Linked DNA regions of Homo sapiens: all the other regions are linked to region 3. The links are chromatin loops, found by intact Hi-C in ENCODE. Cell type or tissue: B cell. All regions are shown on one strand.

What was found. Peaks named below come from ENCODE experiments on the same cell type or tissue, not always from the same donor. Only the 100,000 strongest peaks of a DNase experiment are listed, where the experiment ranks them.
Region 1: it touches region 3 in a loop (5-fold over the local background); 41 of 110 quality-filtered maps call a loop at or near these places.
Region 2: it touches region 3 in a loop (33-fold over the local background); 6 of 110 quality-filtered maps call a loop at or near these places.
Region 4: it touches region 3 in a loop (11-fold over the local background); 12 of 110 quality-filtered maps call a loop at or near these places.

Annotation. Positions count from the first base shown.
Region 1 is chr16:57,082,054-57,087,053 of GRCh38, forward strand. NLRC5 (NLR family CARD domain containing 5) reads left to right here. Exons shown (of 49, transcript NM_001384950.1): 49 at 364-1,467. The coding sequence ends at 475. Among named protein-coding and RNA genes, the nearest start is that of CPNE2, 8.0 kb to the right of the region's middle. RefSeq lists an enhancer at 2,480-2,609. In B cell, CTCF peaks have their summits at 2,355 (motif pointing right) and 2,564; a DNase peak (open chromatin) is centred at 2,378.
Region 2 is chr16:57,646,806-57,651,805 of GRCh38, forward strand. ADGRG1 (adhesion G protein-coupled receptor G1) reads left to right here. Exons shown (of 14, transcript NM_201525.4): 2 at 3,448-3,546; 3 at 4,395-4,817. The coding sequence starts at 3,483. Among named protein-coding and RNA genes, the nearest start is that of ADGRG3, 19 kb to the right of the region's middle. RefSeq lists a silencer at 4,399-4,799. In B cell, CTCF peaks have their summits at 2,420 (motif pointing left) and 2,619; DNase peaks (open chromatin) are centred at 1,566 and 2,406; H3K27ac peaks cover 1,206 bases.
Region 3 is chr16:57,298,223-57,303,222 of GRCh38, forward strand. TRL-CAG2-1 (tRNA-Leu (anticodon CAG) 2-1) reads left to right here and starts at 1,729; the gene lies at 1,729-1,811. TRL-CAG2-2 (tRNA-Leu (anticodon CAG) 2-2) reads right to left here and starts at 2,340; the gene lies at 2,258-2,340. RefSeq lists enhancers at 1,453-1,582, 1,993-2,052 and silencers at 1,703-1,912, 2,203-2,372. In B cell, CTCF peaks have their summits at 1,467, 2,534 and 2,733; DNase peaks (open chromatin) are centred at 1,749 and 2,449; H3K4me3 peaks cover 1,744 bases; H3K27ac peaks cover 1,411 bases.
Region 4 is chr16:57,445,257-57,450,256 of GRCh38, forward strand. It overlaps CIAPIN1 (cytokine induced apoptosis inhibitor 1), which reads right to left and starts at 2,129. Exons shown (of 9, transcript NM_020313.4): 1 at 2,086-2,129. It overlaps COQ9 (coenzyme Q9), which reads left to right and starts at 2,223. Exons shown (of 9, transcript NM_020312.4): 1 at 2,223-2,322. The coding sequence starts at 2,250. RefSeq lists an enhancer at 2,041-2,335. In B cell, no CTCF peak of the experiment used is centred here; a DNase peak (open chromatin) is centred at 2,195; H3K4me3 peaks cover 1,805 bases; H3K27ac peaks cover 1,664 bases.

The DNA.
Region 1 (5,000 bases), 220 kb before region 3:
TTTCTAGCAGATGAGAGTAAAGTACCTTGTTCTACCAAAATCATATATTATGACAATTTCAGACAGATGGAAGTAAAACATCTTGAAGAAAGAGGGTCTTTTCCTTATTTGCACAAATGTGTCATATGAGTGTGGCCTTAGCTGGCATCACTATCTCCCAGGGAGGAAGGTTGAGTTGGAGGACTCAGGAGGCAGGTGTGGGGTACACCCTCTCCCTAGGTCAGCTATGCTGGTCTAACACCTGCCTCTGCCAGGTAACTCTAGGCACAGCTCTACCTTTTTGGGCCTCAGCCTCCCAATCTGCAGATACGACAGATGGCAAAGATGGGAGGATGAATGAGTGCCTATATCTGTGCCCCACAGCCTCTGGAATAACCCCATTCCCTGCGACATGGCCCAGCACCTGAAGAGCCAGGAGCCCAGGCTGGACTTTGCCTTCTTTGACAACCAGCCCCAGGCCCCTTGGGGTACTTGATGGCCCCCTCAAGACCTTTGGAATCCAGCCAAGTGATGCACCCAAATGATCCACCTTTCGCCCACTGGGATAATTGACTCAGGAAAGAAGAGCCTCGGCAGGGCGCTCTGCACTCCACCCAGGAGGAAGGATACGTGTGTCCTGCTGCAGTCCTCAGGGAGAACTTTTTTGGGAACCAGGAGCTGGGTCTGGACAAAGGAGTACCCTGCATTACGTGGGATATGTGTGATCAATTGGGGACATGCGACACACAATGAGGGTGTCATGACAATGCATGACACGTACGGTTATATGTGGCAGTGTGACCCCTTGACATGTGGCGTTACATGAAAGTCAGTGTGGCACGTGTTCTGTGGCATGGGTGCTGGCATCCCAAGTAGCAGGATACATGATTGTTGGTCTATATATGACACATGACAAATGTCCATGTCACAGGACTCATGGCTGGCCAGATGACCTCAGGCTGGCCCAAGATCTAATTTATTAATTTTTAAAGCAAATACATATTTATAGATTGTGTGTATGGAGCAGCTAAGTCAGGAAAAGTCTTCCGCCCGAGCTGGGAGGGGAGAGTGTCCATGCACTGACCAGTCCAGGGGCTCAAGGGCCAGGGCTCTGGAACAAGCCAGGGACTCAGCCATTAAGTCCCCTCCTGCCTCAATCCTCAGCCTACCCATCTATAAACTTGATGACTCCTCCCTTACTTACATACTAGCTTCCAAGGACAGGTGGAGGTAGGGCCAGCCTGGCGGGAGTGGAGAAGCCCAGTCTGTCCTATGTAAGGGACAAAGCCAGGTCTAATGGTACTGGGTAGGGGGCACTGCCAAGACAATAAGCTAGGCTACTGGGTCCAGCTACTACTTTGGTGGGATTCAGGTGAGTCTCCATGCACTTCACATGTTACCCAGTGTTCTTGTTACTTCCAAGGAGAACCAAGAATGGCTCTGTCACACTCGAAGCCAGGCTTGATCAATAAACACAATGGTATTCCACGTCTAGCGTGAATCCAATGTTTCCTCTTACCCCACTGAAGTCAGAGGTGGTTCACCCCCTGCCGTAAGGACTGGACAGCAGCGCAAACAACAGAGAGGTGTGCTGAGTGGAGCACTGGCCTGGGAGTCAGGAGACATGGGTTCCCAGCTCAGGACTTGTCTCTAGTCACGTGGCCATGGGCAAGTTACCTCCTCTCTCCAGACCTCGCCTGCAACGTGAGGGTGTTATAGAAGCTCAGCATGTTAGAAACATTTTTTGTTTGACTTGCATAACATTGAAACTACTTTCTGAATTCATTGTCAGTATTCAAAATTGGGAATTTTACATAAAAATTCAGATTCTGCTTGCTTTTAAGTGCTAATCCAGCACTCCCACTGAAGAGTCACATGACTGTGCCTTTTAGATGTGCACACATGCCTCAGCTTGCTGCAGTCCCCACCACTCCCCATTGTCTTGACACCCCACCTGACCCCACTTTTTGCTGCTCTTTGACCCTGGCCTAGAGAGTTTGCATGGGTATGTTGTACCAGAGGAACATGGCTTTGGAAGTCAGACAGGCATGGAATAGAATGTGACTTAACCCTTTGCTACCTGTCTTTGAGGTATGTGGGTTAGCAGCCACCCCCACAACACACAGACACACATTAAGACTGTTGGAGAGGTCAGGAAAGCAAGACGAGCAAAGTTACCGGCAAAAAAAACAAAAAACAAAAACGAGTTATCCTAGCTCTCCTCTCTTTTTATAGCCGAATATCATATGACGTGAAGAGATGCCCAAAATGACAGATCAGCATCCTGTCTCCCTCGTGTAGTTAAAACAAGTTGATCTTAGGGGGAGCCTCCCACCCCATTGTGAAAAACCAAGTCGGGAGGGTGGTGCAGTTACAGCTGAGCACCACTGGAGGGCAGGCTAGCCCACTGGCGATTCATGAGATAACTTCCTCCACTGTGGGACCCAGAAGGAAGTTAGGAGGCGATGCTGGGGCCTGTTCCCACCCGGCCTAGTAGCTTGGGATGTCCCAGCCTACCAGTGACATCACCTGGGTGGCTTGGCCTTGACCTTTGCAGCCCTCCAGGTTGTTCCTGGCCCCCTGCCAAGCATGAGGAGAAAGTCCTCCAGCCAAGTGCCAAGCACCCATACTTCACACAGGGCCACCCTTACCGGGCCAGGGTCAGGGCACACCTAGCACCAAATGGGCCCGTCAGCCTGCTCATGGGGGAAAAAGTAGGCAGGAAGAGGATCCAAGAAGTTTACCAGGCAACCCTGGGTCCGAAATTCTGTCTCCCTTTCCTGGGACATGATGCCGAGTTGACCTTGGCCTTCAGTGTGCCCAAGATCACCTTCACACTAGAGGGGTTGCATTGCCTCCTCTCCTTGCCCAAGAATGAAGGATGAATCCCTCAAAGCCTGGAAATAGCTTGGCAGGGGAGCCAAGGCCGAGGAAGGAGCAGAGGATACCAGCAGAGGCACCTGGCCATGGGGGACAGGGGACCCCGGAGCTCAAGGACACTATTTTCATTTGCTGCTTAGCCATTTTACTTCTCTCTTCGCCTTTTCCCCCCTTCATATCTGCCCAAATTCTACACTCCAAGAAACTTTCAGCAGCTTCCCTGAAATAAACCATAGTATTGCGGCACTGCAGAGCTGGCTGGGCCTACATCAAGTTGGTGTGAAATTGCCTTGTTCATTTTATTAAGAAACTTCCTCTCTTGCCACCTGCCTGCTTGGAGGCCTTAACCGTTTTTTGATTTTTCTTTTTCTTTTTCTTTTTTTTGAGACGGAGTCTTGCTCTGTCACCCAGGCTGGAGTGCAGTGCTGCAATTTGGGCTCACTGCAACCTCTGCCTCCCGGGTTCAAGCAATTCTCCTGCGTCAGCCTCCTGAGTAGCTGGGATTACAGATGTTCGCCACCACACCTGGCTAATTTTTGTATTTTTAGTAGAGACGGAGTTTCACTATGTTGGCCAGGCTGGTCTCAAACTCCTGACCTCAAGTGATCCACGTGCCTTGGCCTCCCAAAGTGCTGGGATTACAGGCATAAGCCACCATGCCCGGCCTGTTTTTCTATCCAGCACGGATGGAGTACAGCCTCCCTGCCCCCTTCCTCCCCAAAGTAGGCTCAGTTTAAATATATACATGAAAACAAATAAAATTCAAAGAAAAGCAAGGTTATGGGGTGGCAAGCAGTAAGATCCAATGGAAGCTCCCCGTCTCTGCATGTGAGCCATCGCACTGAGAATGCGATCAGGCTGGTAAGTACCCGCGTCTATCTGCAAGATGGGGAGAATCTCCTTTTACTACTTTGTCTCTTGGCCTCAGTCTTATAATTGTACAAATTGAACGTTCATCTTTCTTTTTTAGTTTTATTTATTATTATTATTTTATTTTTCCATAAGTTATTGGGATATAGGTGGTGTTTGGTTACATGAGTAAGTTCTTTAGTGGTGATTCATGAGATTTTGGTGCACCCAGCGCCCGAGCAGTATACACTGCACCATATTTGTAATCTTTTATCCCTCGCCCCTCTCCCACTCTTCCCCCGCAAGTCCCCAAAGTCCATTGTGTCTGAATGTCCATCTTTCTGATGGAAGTCACAGACTCCCCCTTCGCCTCCTTCACATGCCTCAGGTGCTGTCAAATTGCCTCCTCTATCCTTCCCCTAAACACACATCTGTCCAGCCAGTGGTTCCCAAGCTGTAAAACTGCAGTTACATAAATTGTAAGGGTGTCAGGATCCTGTCACCATGCAGATTCTGGTTCAGCAAGTCTGGGGCAGGATACCCAGACTTCTCCAGCCCTTCCAGACAGCCCCAGACACCTGGGATTCTGCATTTCTAAGAAGCCCCCAAGTGATGGCCATGTTGCTGGGCCATACTTAGCTTAGCAAGACTGTAGATGAGTGGATCGCAACCCTGACTGCACATTAGAGTCACCTGGGAAGCTTTTAAAAATCACTATTTTTAAAAGGAGTATTTGGGCTGAGTGCAGTGGCTCACGCTTATAATCCCAGCACTTTGGGAGGCTGAGGCAGGAGGATCACCTGAGCTCAGGAGTTTGAGACCAGCCTGGGCAAAATGGCGAAACCTCGTCTCTACAAAAAAACACAAAAATTAGCCGGGCGTGGTAGCATGCACCTGTAGTCCCAGCTACTCGGGGCGGGGGGTAGGGGTGGGGTGGGGTGCTGAAGTAGGAGGATCCCTTGAGTCTAGAAGGTGGAGGCTGCGGTGAGCCAAGATCATGCCACTGCACTCCAGCCTGGAGGACAGAGCAAGACCCTGTCTTGGGGGAAAAAAAGAGTATTTAGAAAGCTCCCTGAGTGATTCTAGTGTGCAGCCGCAGTGGAGACCCACTGGTCTGGAGTATGCCGTCTCTTGGAGAGGCTGGGCAAGCCTTTGCACCTGCACCTGCACCCCTTATTTTGTCCTGAGGATCCCATGACCCTCCCTCCCCAGAGAGGGACACTAACTCCAGAGACTTTTCCTAACTTTTCCAAAGGTACAAAGCTGGTAACTGGTGGCACCAGGAATCAAAC
Region 2 (5,000 bases), 350 kb after region 3:
TTCTGAGGGTTTGGTGTGATAACGTGGATGTCACCACTAACATTATCATTGCGGGGGTGTTGCTAGAATGCCCCCTGCTCAGCCACTCCCTCTGGCTCTGTGTGAGCAGAGGCAGGGCCCTTGCCTGTGGGGCCGTGGTTGGTACTGAGCGCCTGATGGCTGAGGCCCTGTAGCGCTGGGGATCTGCGGCTCCAGAGGCAGAGACAGGTCAGGTCCCAGGGGTCTGTGCGGAGACTCATGCTACATCCCTGGCGCCTGGGTGGGTGGGTGGGCAGGTGGCAGGTGTGTGTGCGTGGGGCAGACCTGGAGGGGTGGCATAGGCAGGGATGAAGGAGGGGCGCTAAGTGGACAAGCGTGACAGTGTCCCCCTGCCCAATCTGTGTGGCAACTTTCTTGTCCCCAGCCCAGCTCTCCTGTCCCAACGGGCTTCTGGAGGAGGGAAGTTTTCTGGGTGGGGTTTAACCTTCCATTGCACTCTCCCGGAAAGGAAGCTTCATGCTCTAAGAATTTCCCCTCAAGGTGCTCTGGTGGGTGAGCTGGTTGCTGGGGGCCGTACGGGAAGAGGGGGAAACAGGGAGGAGGGGCCTGTGACAGGCCCAGGGGGCTGAGTTAGGGGCAGGCATGAGCTGTTTAGAAAGTACAGAGATACTTAGCTGAGACTGATGGCACCTGCCTCTAAGCCGTTTACAGGTATCAATTCATTTAATTCTCACAATGACCTTTGAGTGAGGTTGACTTCTTTATTCTTCTTTACTAGTGAGGAAAGCGAGGCCCAGAGAAGGTGAGTAACTAGCCCAAGGACACACAGCTAGTGAGGGAGTCAGGATTTGAACCCAGGCAGTCTGGCTCTAGAGTCTACCCCATGGGTTAAAGGAAGCCAGCCAGCCCCTCCCCTCAAGCCTCAAGCATGTTAATGGAGCCAGGGCTGTCCACCTTGGAGTAGTTGTTCAAACAGCTGAGGTGGAGTGGGGATGACTCAGGAAGTGGCAGGGACAGTTGGTCCCTTGTGTGTGTCTGGATTTCTTCCGTGGAACCCCATGTTGTCGCTTCACTTGTTTCCTTCCAATGATGGGGAGCTCTCTACCTGTACTCCCCTCCTTTACTCTCAAGGGCCAATCCAGGAGGGCTGAAGTGACACGGTGGTTCTGCTTTGTCCTTCAGCCATGCCTACTGACAGTGAAGGCTCACTTTGAAGGTCAGTAAGCCAGGGAGATGCATGGATTCTGGCCAGTTCCTTCCTTGCTTGCTATGTGACCTCAGGAGGTCACTGGCCCTCTTTGGGCCTTGGATCCAAATTCTCCAAATGATTTGTCAGCTTCGAGTTTACAGGTAGGGAGTGGTGGTAGCAGTGAGGGGCTGCTTGGAGGAAGTGGCATTTGAACTGACAATCAGAGGGGGACAGCAACAGAGACTGACAGGAAACAGAAGGAAAGAGGGGGTCCGGAAGGGACATGTCCCTGTCCCCGGATGTTGGGTTTCCTTCCAGTGGTCAGAGGTGGCAGGAGGCAGTTTCAAAAGGAATCAAAATGCTTACAAATCACAACCTGGGAAATGGTGCCCTTCCCTAAAACACTTTCACATCCTTCTTCTCAAAGGGCTCTGTGATGCCACCAGGGCAAGATGATGTGCCTATTTGACCTACGACTGAACTGACAAGGCCTGAGAAATTGGGGTTCCATTCCACATGGTGGGACGCAGGGAACTGGCTCTCAGTCGAAGGGGCCAGGTTTATTTGAGGGAGGACTGGCCCAGGAAGGAGACATTGAGCTCCTGCCTGGGACACCCCTTCTTTTAATGCTGCTCTCAATGATTTGGTTCAAAAGCCACCTCTTCCTGAAAGTCCTCCTTGGTTTCTCTTAAACTCAGACTCCACGTGTGTTCTCCGGCTTGTGGCCGATGACTGCCTCTGTCACTGTGGCCAGCTGCCGCGCCACGCAGGATGAGGTTCTGTCTGTGTCTGTGAGCACCCAGCTCTGCCACAGGGCCGGCTGGCCATAGGGAGGGCCAAGCCTTCTGGCAAGTCTACAAGTGCCAGGGCCACAGGTTCCCTGCCAGGCACTATAGTCCTGACCAGGCAGGGAAAGCCCCTGGCCTCGGGAGCATTTTTGGGCAAGTCATTTAACTCCATGGGCCTCAGGTTCTCCATCTGTGCAATGGGTCAACAGCAGTGCCCACTTCAGAGGGTTGGAGTGGGAATCAATGCAGATGCAGGGGTGGGATGGGTCAACACAGAGGCTGGCAGATAGTAGCCGCTCAGCTAATAGAGAGCTTAGGGGGTCAGATTTGCTCCATCCTTGCCAGGGCGGGGCAATACCGAGTCCTTGTCCCCAGCAGAAACCGTGGTCCCTTTGCTGTTCCAGATGCTCTGGACCCTGGGTACTGGCTCCCCCTGGCGGTCATGATAGGAAGCGCCCTTCCCCTCTGGCTCCTGTAGAGGGCGTCGCGGATGCATTGATCCTTTAGTTCCTTCACTGTCCATCCCCACAGCCTTTATCCAGCAACCTCTGTACAGCCAGGGCCTGCCCACAGAGATGGATCAGGTGCTCCCTGGCTGACCAAGGAGGAGGGAATGCACGTCTCCCACTACCTGGAGGAGGCTACTGGGGGTGGGGAGGGGCTTTGGCCAGTGGTGTGAACCAAAGGAGGCTGGGACTGACTCTGGAGGGAGTTGAGGAGGGCTTCCTGGAGGAGGTGTCCTCTGAGCTAGGTCTCAGGAATGATGATAGGGAGGTAGCTGGGGAGAACTCTGGGAGCCCCCTTTTTTCTGTGTTCCCTCCGGGCCTGGAGGGGCAAGGTGGTGACGGTTCCAGGTAGAACCCTCATGCCAGATTCTAGATAAGATAATCCCGTCACTCTGGGTTCAGGAGGGAGGTACTACGATTAGCCCGATTTTGAGTGACTTACACAAGGTCCTGCAGCGGGCAAAAGGTGGAACTGAGACTGGAACTCAGCTGGACTCTGGACAGCCACTCCCCCGCCTTTTTTTTTTTAAAGCAGGGTCTCACTCTGTCACCCAGGCTGGAGTGCAGTGGCGCAGTTATAGCTCACTGCAGCCTCGACCTCCTGGGCTCAAGTGATCCTTCCACCTCAGCCTCCCTAGTAGCTGGGACCACAGGCATACACCGCCATGCCTGGCTAATTTTGTTTATTTATTGTAGAGATAGGGTCTCACTGTGTTGCCCAGGCTGGTCTGAATTCCTGTGCTCAAGCGATCCTCCTTTCTCAGCCTCCCAAAGCGCTGGGATTACAGACATAAGTCACCACGCCTGGCCTCACTGCCTCTTGGGGAGCGGCCTCTGGCCGCTCTGGGGAGGTCCATGGGCTTTTTCCACACTTGCTTCCCCACCTCACCTCCCACATCCATGCCACACTGGCCTCCTCTTCTGCAGGGCCAGCCCAACCACCACACAGTCCACACTCCCAGCTAACACTCCTGGTCTCTTCCAGGTGGTGACTTCCAAGAGTGACTCCGTCGGAGGAAAATGACTCCCCAGTCGCTGCTGCAGACGACACTGTTCCTGCTGAGTCTGCTCTTCCTGGTCCAAGGCAGGTCTTCCCAGGGGTGCCCTGGGCTGTTGGAACTTACGTTAAAATGCCCCTGTGCCTAGGGTGGCTGCCAGCACACATGCTAACTCCTTTAGGCAGTTACAGCTCGGCTAGTGGAGGGTACCTTGGAGAAAAGCAAAAGACACTCCTTCCTTCTGGCAGGTGCAGCCCTGCAGTGCACAGCTTAGGGTATGGAATATGGATGGGGTACTGGCCCCACTCACCTCTGCAGCCAGAGCATTCTTGTGCAGTGTACCACCTGCACAACCGTCTATGTCAGCCATGGCCTCATTAAATACTTCATTGCTGTTAAAAATATGTTTTCCCCTTGAAATTACTATTCGTTTTCAGTTTCCTCTTTTTTTTTTTTTTTTTGAGACGGAGTCTTGCTCTGTCGCCCAGGCTGGAGTGCAGTGGCGGGATCTCGGCTCACTGCAAGCTCCGCCTCCCGGGTTCACGCCATTCTCCTGCCTCAGCCTCCCAAGTAGCTGGGACTACAGGCGCCCGCCACTATGCCCGGCTAATTTTTTGTATTTTTAGTAGAGACGGGGTTTCACCGTTTTAGCCGGGATGGTCTCGATCTCCTGACCTCGTGATCCGCCCGCCTCAGCCTCCCAAAGTGCTGGGATTACAGGCGTGAGCCACCGCGCCCGGCCTCAGTTTCCTCTTTTTATAGTTTGATGCTGATAAGTTTTGAGTGGGAAAGACTAACACATTTTTGTAGACCCTTGGAATGTGTGTGAATCTCAGGCTCCAGGTTCACATGTACTCAGCCTAGGTCCTGTCCCCTTCCATGCCTCTGGTCAGCCCCTGCCACGGGGTCCCATCTGCAGCCTCTGCCTCCTCAGGTGCCCACGGCAGGGGCCACAGGGAAGACTTTCGCTTCTGCAGCCAGCGGAACCAGACACACAGGAGCAGCCTCCACTACAAACCCACACCAGACCTGCGCATCTCCATCGAGAACTCCGAAGAGGCCCTCACAGTCCATGCCCCTTTCCCTGCAGCCCACCCTGCTTCCCGATCCTTCCCTGACCCCAGGGGCCTCTACCACTTCTGCCTCTACTGGAACCGACATGCTGGGAGATTACATCTTCTCTATGGCAAGCGTGACTTCTTGCTGAGTGACAAAGCCTCTAGCCTCCTCTGCTTCCAGCACCAGGAGGAGAGCCTGGCTCAGGGCCCCCCGCTGTTAGCCACTTCTGTCACCTCCTGGTGGAGCCCTCAGAACATCAGCCTGCCCAGTGCCGCCAGCTTCACCTTCTCCTTCCACAGTAAGGCAACTTCCAGGCGGAGGGAACAACTGGGCAGTGGTCTAGAGGCAGGGAAGGCAAAATGCAAAGTGGACTGGGCTCACAATATCAGATCATGAAGACTGGGCTTTGCTCACAGGCACTGGGGAGCCAGTGAAGGTGTCTGAGGAGGGGAGGAGTGTAATCCAAGTGCTAGGATTACAG
Region 3 (5,000 bases):
GTGATGAGGGGGGAGGTGAACTCAGAGCAGTTTTGGGGAGACTGAACAGCGAAGTGGTGGGGAAAGTTGGTTTCAGACCAAAGATATTATAGAAAATTACCCCTGGATGGAATCTTCCAAATCAAATTGTGCTTTAGGGCACTGGTAGAATAATGAGTCTCCTCATCATATCCTAATCTCTGGAACCTGTGGCTCTGTTACTTTAAATGGTTAAAAGAGAGTTTGCAGCTGTGGTTAAATTAAGGCTTTGGGCCGGGCGCATTGGCTCACACCTGTAATCCCAGCACTTTGGGAGGCGGGTGGATCACTTGAGGTCATGAGTTCAAGACCAGTCTGGTCAACATGGCGAAACCCCGTCTCTACTAAAAATACAAAAATTAGCCAGGCATGGTGGTGTGTGCCTGTAGTCCCAGCTACTCAGGAGGCTGAGGATGAGGCAGGAGAATTGCTTGAACCCAGGATTCGGAGGTTGCAGTGAGCCGAGTTCGTGCCACTGCACTCCAGCCTGGGCAACAGAGTGAGACTACTTCTCAAAATAATAACAATAATAATAATAATGGATTTGGAGATGGGGTGATGACCCTGGGTTATCAGACAGGCCCAGTGTAATCACAAGGGTTGTTATAAAGAGGTTAGGCAGGAGGGTCAGAGTCAGAGAAGGTGATGTGAAGACAGAGCAAAGTTTGGAGTGGTGTGGACTGAGGAGCCAAAGAATGTGGGTGGTCTCCAGCAGCTGGAAGAGGAAAGGCAATGGATTCTCCCTTCTGGCCTCCAGACGGAATGTAACCCTGTGACCCATTTTAGACTTATGACCTCCAGAACTGTAAGATAAATAAATGGGATGGTTTTAAGCCACCAAATTTGTAGTTATGTGTTACAGCAGCAATAGAAACTCTTGAATCTCCTTGGCAGCATTTCCACCAAGTGACCATCGATCCTCGTCTTGAATGCCTCCAGCGACAGGGATATCACTACCAATACAGTCACCCTGTTTCCTTTCCAGCAAACTCTTTCTTCTCCCAAACCCATCCTCTGTAACTATTCACCCACTGCACCCCCACCTCGGGCCCCAGTTCTTGGAGCAAAAAGGACAGGCAGACACAATCCCAACCCCTTGTATATCAGGCTTTTGTAGACAGATAATAATTCTCTTCCCCAAGCTTAACAATCTCCAACTTTTTCCCTTGATCAGCTTATTAGAAAGGTCTAAAAGCCAACTCTTTCTGAATGAGGCCCTAGGTAATCATTTGCAGAGTGGGATCTCCCAACCCAAGGCCTCCCGTCCTGAGGAGCGGATGACAAAAACCTTATAGAGCGTCCTCCTTCCAACAATAATTCTCCAAACCCCGCCCCCTACTCCGCCAGTGCCCCATTCACAGCCCGAAACATCCGACCGGTATTAGTAATAGTTCATAATACCACCACTTGAGGCTCAGAGCCTGGGCAGGCAGCTAGAATTTAGCAACGTTATTTCGTTTTCATTGTGTTTATTTCTGTTGATGGTAAGGGAAACTGATTTTCCATTTAAATTATCTGTGTATTCAGTTGAAAGCGCCAGTTTGACCACAGCAGTGAGTCTCGCTGCACCGGATGGGTTTGGTTGTGGATAACCTAAGCTGCAGGCCGGACTCGGAACTGCCCGGGACACCGCCTCTGGGTTCTGAGTCCCGAGCGTCGTTGAAGCATGAGAGGAACTACATCAGACCCCAAAATAGTCTCTCCTAGGAAGTCAGGATGGCCGAGCGGTCTAAGGCGCTGCGTTCAGGTCGCAGTCTCCCCTGGAGGCGTGGGTTCGAATCCCACTTCTGACAAGCGCTCTTTTCCGGTATTTCAGAAGAGAAATCTTCGACGACCGCACACCAAGAGAGGCCCTCAAACACAGAGGACCGTACGTTTTACACACAATCCAAAGTCTAAATGAATGTCTGTGGGGAAGAAAAAGTCTGACAGGACGTGGTCGTGTGATTCTGAACTCCCAACTTCGGAGGAGGTTGAGGCGGGAGGATGTCGCCACCACACTCCAGCTTAGGCGACAGAGCGAGATTCTTTTTTAAAAAAGAAAATGCTCGTTAATAAGAAAATACTCGTTTTGTAAAACAATTAAGATTATGCGAACATATACGCACAAGACATCATAACCTCATTGATCTGTAAAAGAATAAAAAAAGATTATAAGAACATATACACAGAACACATACACACAAGACATCATAACCTCACTGATCTGCGGTGTTGATGAGGAAAAGTAATTGAGCTCTGTCAGAAGTGGGATTCGAACCCACGCCTCCAGGGGAGACTGCGACCTGAACGCAGCGCCTTAGACCGCTCGGCCATCCTGACTGCTTGCAGTGTGTGGCGCATAAAGCCTCTTCACAAGTTCTGCAATATGCGCATGCGTAGTGGGCAGCGAAGACCCACTCCTAGTTGTCCGCCCGGCGTTGGGTGGAGCGAGATACACTCACTTGCTCCAATGGGCGTGGAGAGATGGGACAAGGAAGGTCAGCGCGATGCACCTAGGCGACGCCAGAGGGTGCGCAAGGCCTACTAGAGAAGGCCGAGACCGAAGACTGTTACTTCAATACACATGCATTCGTGCCTCCAGCCTGTATTCATTCTGCATTCATACATGTACTATCATGTCAGCTTTGATTCCTGAAATCTGCAAGCAACCTTGCATTTCCCTTGTGCACAATGCAATCAAGTCCGTATACCTGCACTGATTCGCAGACATTTCCGTGGGCTGGCGCCCAATCTAGGTAAAGCCCAGGTATTGCAAGGCCGCCTGGCACTCTTACCGCGCTCTCCTTCCGAATACTCGCCCCAGCTGCAGCTTCACATTTGTATATGTGTTATAATTCATTTACTCAGGCTCCGGGATAGAACGAGGCCTGCAGCTGCACAGCCAGACCCGCCCTATTCCTATGTCCCCAGTGCCCAAACCGTACCCGGCACACAGTAGGTACGCAGGGAAGATCCCATGGATTCATTCTTCCCTCGCTTCCTCCTTCCTGCATCCCCTCATTTCGTGACTCATCTCTCTTTTCCTGGCCCCCGCGGCATCTTCCTCTCTTCCCTTCCACCCCCTCTAGGCTTACGCACGCCGCGCACAGGCTGTTTCCAGGGACCAGAAGACCTCGGTACCGAGAGGGTGCCCTTCTCCAGAAGGATTTCTAGGATCTCAGGGGGCTGGGCCGCTGACCTGGTGTGTAACAATTACACATTAATTAATGAATTCCCTCATTAATGACTCATATTCCTACAATGGCAGCTGCTGCCCCTCTCTGTACACAGGCACTAGAAGAGAGGGTCCAAGACCCTCGAACATCTCTGAGCCAACTTTGGAGTCCAGGGGTCAGGCCTAGAAGGTGTGAGCAGTGGGGTCACATTAACCTCTTAGTGCCCTCGGACTTGTCTGAGATGGTATCACAGAGCGGCCTCGGCCAGAGAACAGCAGCACTTACCACCCTTGGATTAGATTCCCTTGAGATGCTTGGAGCTTGGGATGCAGCCCCATGGGGGTGGGCAGAGGTCCTGGTTATCTGAAAGACAATGAAATCCTCCTCTTTCCCTGTCCCAAATGTCCTCTCCTCATTGACTGCCAGAATTCTTTCCTTTAGGTTTAGCACTAAACTCTTTTGTGTCCTCTTCTAAAATACAAATTGCCCTGGAAGCTGGAAAGAAAGTCAACAAACATTTATTAAGCACTTGCTATGTGCCACTCTTCTAGATGCTGTGAACAAAACAGAATTTCCACTCTCAAGATACATTCAGGCATGGAGCGAAGGGAGAAGGATAAGAAACAGGTGGACAAATACATCCAGGTGTTGTTAAATGCTGGGTAGAGGATGCATCAAGAAACTCATGAAAGACTTTAAAACAGGCAAAAAAGATAGCTGGATCTGATTCTATAAGGGCTTGCACCTTTCATTACTTTTATGTCCAAATAATTCTTGTCCACAGAAATACAGGTGAATTTTGTTAGGGTAGAATGCAATTGATCATTGCCCTGTGGATATTGACCAATTTTGCAATCTGCTTATAAATTCATTTCAGCATTCCTGATTGCCAATATATGTGTGTCTTTGAATTCTCTTTTGAATTGGCTATAACATTGAACAGGTCCTCCCATTAATTAATGACTAAAATAAAATCTTTGACGTGTTCATTTTATATTTATATGAGAATTATGATTTTATCTTAAAAATTATCCTTTTGGCCAGGCGAGGTGACTCATGCCTGTAATCCCAGCACTTTGGGAGGCTGAGGTGGGCAGATCACAAGGTCAGAAGTTCAAGACCAGCCTCGACAACATGGTGAAACCCCGTCTCTACTAAAAATACAAAAATTAGCCAGGCGTCATGGCACTTGCCTGTAATCCCAGCTACTAAGGAGGCTGAGGAAGGAGAATTGCTTGAACCCGAGAGGCAGAGGTTGCAGTGAGCTGAGATCACACCATTGCACTCCAGCCTGGGTAACAGAGTGAGACTCCATCTCAAAAAAAAAAAAATACCCTTTTAACAGTGATCAAGAGTGATTGGGGCTCTCCTAGGCAGGGTGGTTAGGGAGGGCCTCTGTGAGGAGCTGACACTGAGTTCAAAAGGAGAAACACAAGCAAGATCAAAGCTGCAGGTGGCAGCATTTCAGATAAAAGACATAGCCAGTGCAAAGGCTCTGAGGCAGAGAGAAATATAGTCTGTTGGAGGGACAGCAAGGCCAGTGTGGCAGGGGTAAGGTGATGGGAAGGTTCAGGCCATATCACACAGGGCTGGAGTGCCAGGGAAAGGAGTTTGGATTTTCTTCTGTGATGGAGTAACTGCTGTGTTTTTGTTTGTTGTTGTTGTTGTTTTGACACAGGGTCCAGCCCTGTGGCCCAGGTTGGAGTCCAGTGGCACAATCTTGGCTTACTGCAGACAATCTCCTGGTCTCAAGCAATCCCTGCCTCAGCCTCCCAAGTATTTGGGACTACAGGTGTGCACCACCACACTTGGCTAATTTTTATA
Region 4 (5,000 bases), 150 kb after region 3:
CACACTTTGGGAGGCTGAAGCAAGTGGATCACCTGAGGTCAGGAGTTCAAGACCAGCCTGGCCAACATGGAGAAAACCCGTCTCTACTAAAAATACAAAGATTAGCTGGGCATGGTGGCGTGCACCTGTAATCCCAGCTACTTGGTAGACTGAGGTAGGCAGAATTGCTTGAACTCAGGAGGCGGACGTTGTAGTGGACCAAGATCTTGCCACTGCACTCCAGCCAGGGAGACAGAGTGAGACTCCATCTCAAAATAAAAAAAAATTAAATTAAAAACATAAAATTAACTAACTGAAGCTCTTGTGCACATACATGTCACTGCCTGGCCTCTGGGTGACCAGTACCAAGTGGGCCTAACCAGCCTGCTGTGCAATCCAAGTCAGCCATTGCCCCTCTCTGGGCCTCAGTTTCCCTGCCAGCTTTAGCAGAATGGTAGGAAGGCACAATTACAACCTGCAAATGAGACCTAAGAAACCTACTATGTGCCTGTCCCTACACGGGAGACAGACAAGAAGACACTTGTTCCCTGCCCTCAAGAGAACGCTCTGTCTAGACACTTAGACTAAGACCTTAGAGGTTTTTTTTTTTTTTTTTTTTTTTTTTTTTTTGGCAGAGTCTTGCTCTGTTGCCCAGGCTGGAGTGCAATGGCACAATCTTGGCTCACTGCAACCTCCGACTCCGGGGTTCAAGCGATTCTCCCGCCTCAGCCTCCCAAATAGCTGGGATTACAGGCACCCACCACCACACCCAGCTAATTTTTGTATTCTTTGTAGAGATGCGGTTTCGCCATGTTGCCCAGGCTGGTCTCGAACTCCTGAGCTCAAGTGATCCACACGCCGCAGCCTCCCAAAGTGCTGGGATTACAGGCATGAGCCTGGCCCAGAATTTTTTTTAAAAAGTGAGAATCAACAATGAAACAGGAACGTCTCCAGGCATTTGGCGTGTGTCAGGAATTAGGGTTTCAGAAAGGATACCCAAATGTTAGTTTCCACAGGAAAGGCTCATTCAAAGATGGATGGATAGAACTCAGAAACAAATCCTTATGGAGAGGAGTGTTTTACCTAAAACCAGAAATATGGATCTAAAATTTTAACCTTTGGGGTAAGTTTTGGCTTAGGAGGTCTTCCCCGCACCCGTGCAGGGGGGAGCCGGATATTCTGAAAAGACTAGATTTGACAAGGGGTGTGCAAAGCACAACTTTAACAGACACAATGATGGGGTCTGACTGCAAACACAAAATCGACAGAATCACATGCTCTTGTCGTCAGTTACTCTTAGCCCAAAAACCGTTTACTTCTTCCTACTAAGCCTTCTCTGATGACACCCCCGTGAAGTGCTCTGTTAGTGGCTAGACCGTGACCTCCTTGAGCCATCCAGAGCTTGGCACTCAGTAATGTCAGAATGAAGGGCACCAGCCTTTCCCGAACTTGCAGATCCTACAAATCACCCGAGGGAGTGGTTAAAATGAGATTCCTGGACCACACCCAGACCCACTCAATCAATCCTTCTGGACAAAGGCCTAGCTGTCTGTTCTAGTAACAAGCATCCTTCCGATCTGGATACTTAATTATATCAACTCAACACGCTGGGGGTTCGGACAAGTTGCAGGTTCGAAATTACAATCGTGAGCTCAGGTACCCCCCGACTCCAAGGCTTTCGTGCTTTGCTGCCAGGAACCCCCAGGGACCAAAACGTCACGGGGACTGAGGCCCAAGGTCACAACGATTGGCTACTGGTAGGACCGGGTCTCAGAACCAGGTCTCCCCGATCCCAAGCTCGGAGCCGTTTCTCCTCAGCGTGGTGTCCCCGGGGCCTCAGAGTAGGGCCGGCTGCGCAAGGGACGAGGCAGCCGGGGAACGGCAGAAATTCCCAGTCAGGACCCCAGGGAGGTTAGGGCCGGCCCTGGCCCCTCACACCGACTTCTCAGGAATAAACCAGCCGGGGCTTTCAGCGGGGCGGCCGTGGCTGCGTTCCCATCGAGGAACGGGGTGGGAAGAGAAAATGAGAGGATGTGGGAACGAGGGTGGGCCGGGAGGGGACAGTTGAGGGAGCTCTGGCGCTCAGCTGGCCCCCACCACTCTCACCTGCCGCCTGGGCTCGCTCCCGGCTTCTCTCCAGCCGTCGACTCCACGCCTTGCGCCTCTCGCGAGAGGAGGAGGCTCCACGGAGCGACGACTTCCGCCCTCCTTAGGGCCGTGGTCCCGTAGCTACCGGTCGCGTCGCCGTGGGCGACGTGCCCGCTTCCAAAATGGCGGCGGCGGCGGTATCTGGTGCGCTTGGCCGGGCGGGCTGGAGGCTCCTGCAGCTGCGATGCCTGCCCGGTGAGGGGGCTGCCAAGCCGGGGAGAGGCGGGGAGCGCGGAGGGGGCGCGAGGCCGGCTTCAGCTGGGTTCGACGGTGGGGGGAAGAGGCCGTTGGGGCGGCCCACGAGCAAGGTGAGGTGAAGGGCATCGGCGCGGGCTCGGGCGAGCCGCCTGGCTAGCTTCGGCCCTGCTCCGCTGTCTGTGAGGGGCAGATGCAGCGGGGCAGGGCCTGTCACCCCCATTTCATGGAGTTGGCAGAGCCTCAGAGAGGGCTCGGGGTACGAAAGTCACGCAGCCTGAGCCTGTTGGTTACAGAACTGGCAGTCGCAGACCCATTCTCAAGTCCATTGCCAAGTCCACTGGAAGGACAGGTGGACACGGCCACAGAGAGCCTAGTCCATTGTTTCCCGAAAGCCAGCCGTTTCCTCACCACTTCACGAATTCTGTGATACTCTCTTACCACCTTTGCCACTATGTACTCAGTATTTTTATTTTTAAATAGGAGTTCTTAAAGAGGAAACTTTATATCATTGTCATAAATGGAAAACTAATATCGCCTTCCTTAATTAGAACGTATGCATTAACACTTTAGCATACATACATAACTGATGAAACGTTCACCTGTATTTCACCTAAAATCTTCTCATGACCCTCAGTGGTACTACAGTCATACTTTGCATCTGCTCCTTCCTTTTCAAAGTTTTGCGGATATTTGTGCCGTATCTTTCAGTACATGTATTAAAATATTGATATTTTGGCACATACTATTCTGTTTCTTTTTTTTCTTTTTTTTTTTTTTCTGAGACAGGGTCTGGCTCCTCAGCCTCCCAAGGAGCTGGGACTACAAGTGCGTGCCACCCTACTTGGCTTAATTTTGTTGTTGAGACAGAGTCTCACTCTGTCACCCAGGCTGGAGTGCAGTGGTACAATCTCGGCTCACTGCAGCCTCTACCTCCTGGGTTCAAGTGATTCTCCTGCCTCAGCCTTCCTAGTAGCTGGGGTTGTGCCACCATGCCCAGCTAATTTTTTATTTTTAGTAGACGGGGTTTCACCATGTTGGCCAGGCTAGTCCAAAACTCCTGACCTCAAGTTATCTGCCTGCCTCAGCCTCCCAAAGTGTTGGGATTACAGGTATGAGCCACCGCCTAGCCCCCTTTTGTTGTATTTATACAAAATTCCAAACTAAAGATGTGTAGTAAAAGTAATGTCTATGACCCCGCAAATCCACCAAGAGAAATGAAGGTATGTGTCTACAAAAAAGTTAGTACAAGTATATTCATAGCAATTTTATTCATAGTAGCCAAACACAGAAACAGTCCAGTTGTCTAGCAACAGAATAGTATTTTTTTTATGGAATACTATTCTGCAATAAAAACTAAAAATCAGTCAAAGAGAAAGCTGGACACTAAAGTGATAAGGACCATTTTTAATCAGTAATAACTATTGCAATAGGGAAAAGAGTCTAGCATGAACGGAGCCCAACCTTGAGTTTAGAGCATGCAGAAGTCACTGGGTGTTTCAAAGAAAAAATGAGGGAGGAGGGAGGAAGGCAGGTGGGGACTCAGTAGAGTCAGGATAGTGAATAATTATAAATAAGATTGGTCTGCTAGCTGGCAGTTAACAAAGTTAGGATTCTGTTTTCCCACAGGGAGACAAGCCCTATCCTTCTTAAGTGTTAGCCTGAACAAACAGTAAAATTTTTTTTGACAGCCTTGAGTTTTCTCAGGCAGGCACTTTAAAGGGGGGTAGGGTTATCTTAAGGGATGTGGCCCTGAGTGATGCTTATGTTAGTGTGTGTTCAAGTCTTTATAGGCCAAGGTTGAGGCCTAGATAAGAAGAGGGCTCAGAGGAGCCTGGTTAGAGCCTGATCAAGGAGAGAATCTTTGCCAGATATACTGATAGGCATAAAAATATGGATCAATCTCAAAAATATACTAAGTGGTCCAGGTGTGGTGGCTCACACCTGTAATCCCAGCACTTTGGGAAGCTGAGGTGGGAGGGTTGCTTGAGCCGAGGAGTTCAAGACCATCTTGGGCAACATAGCAAGACTCTGTCTCTATTTAAACTTAAAATAAATAAATATATATATATACACACACATATATAGTCCTAAGTGAAAGAAGCTTTACTGAAACATGTACATATAGATGAAATCTTAGGACAGGCAAAACTAAGACAAGCAAAAACTAACCTAGAGTGAAAAATTCAGAACAGTATGAATGGGGAATGACTGAAAAGGCATAAGGGAACTTTCTGGGGTGACAGTAATGTTCTCTGTTTAGATTGGGTTTAGGTTGTGCAAGTGTATACATTTGTCAAAACTCATAGAATGGTACACTTAAGATTTATGCATTTCATTGTGTGTAAATGGCATCTGAATAACAAAACAGTGAACGTAGAAGTCTTTGATGCTAAAATGTTTAGAGGTGAATAATACTGATATCTGCAACAAATGCACTGAAAATCAAGATGGATGAATGAAGAACATGACAGATGTGTTGAACCTAGTGGCAGATATACAGGTGTTCATTCCATAATTCTTTCAATTTGCGTGTTTGAAAATTTTTATAATAGGCTGGGCATGATGGCTCACGCCTGTAATCCTAGCACTTTGGGAGGCCAAGACGGGCGATCACTTGAGGTCAGGAGTTTGAGACCAGCCTGGCCAACATGGCGAAACTCCGTCTCTACTAAAAA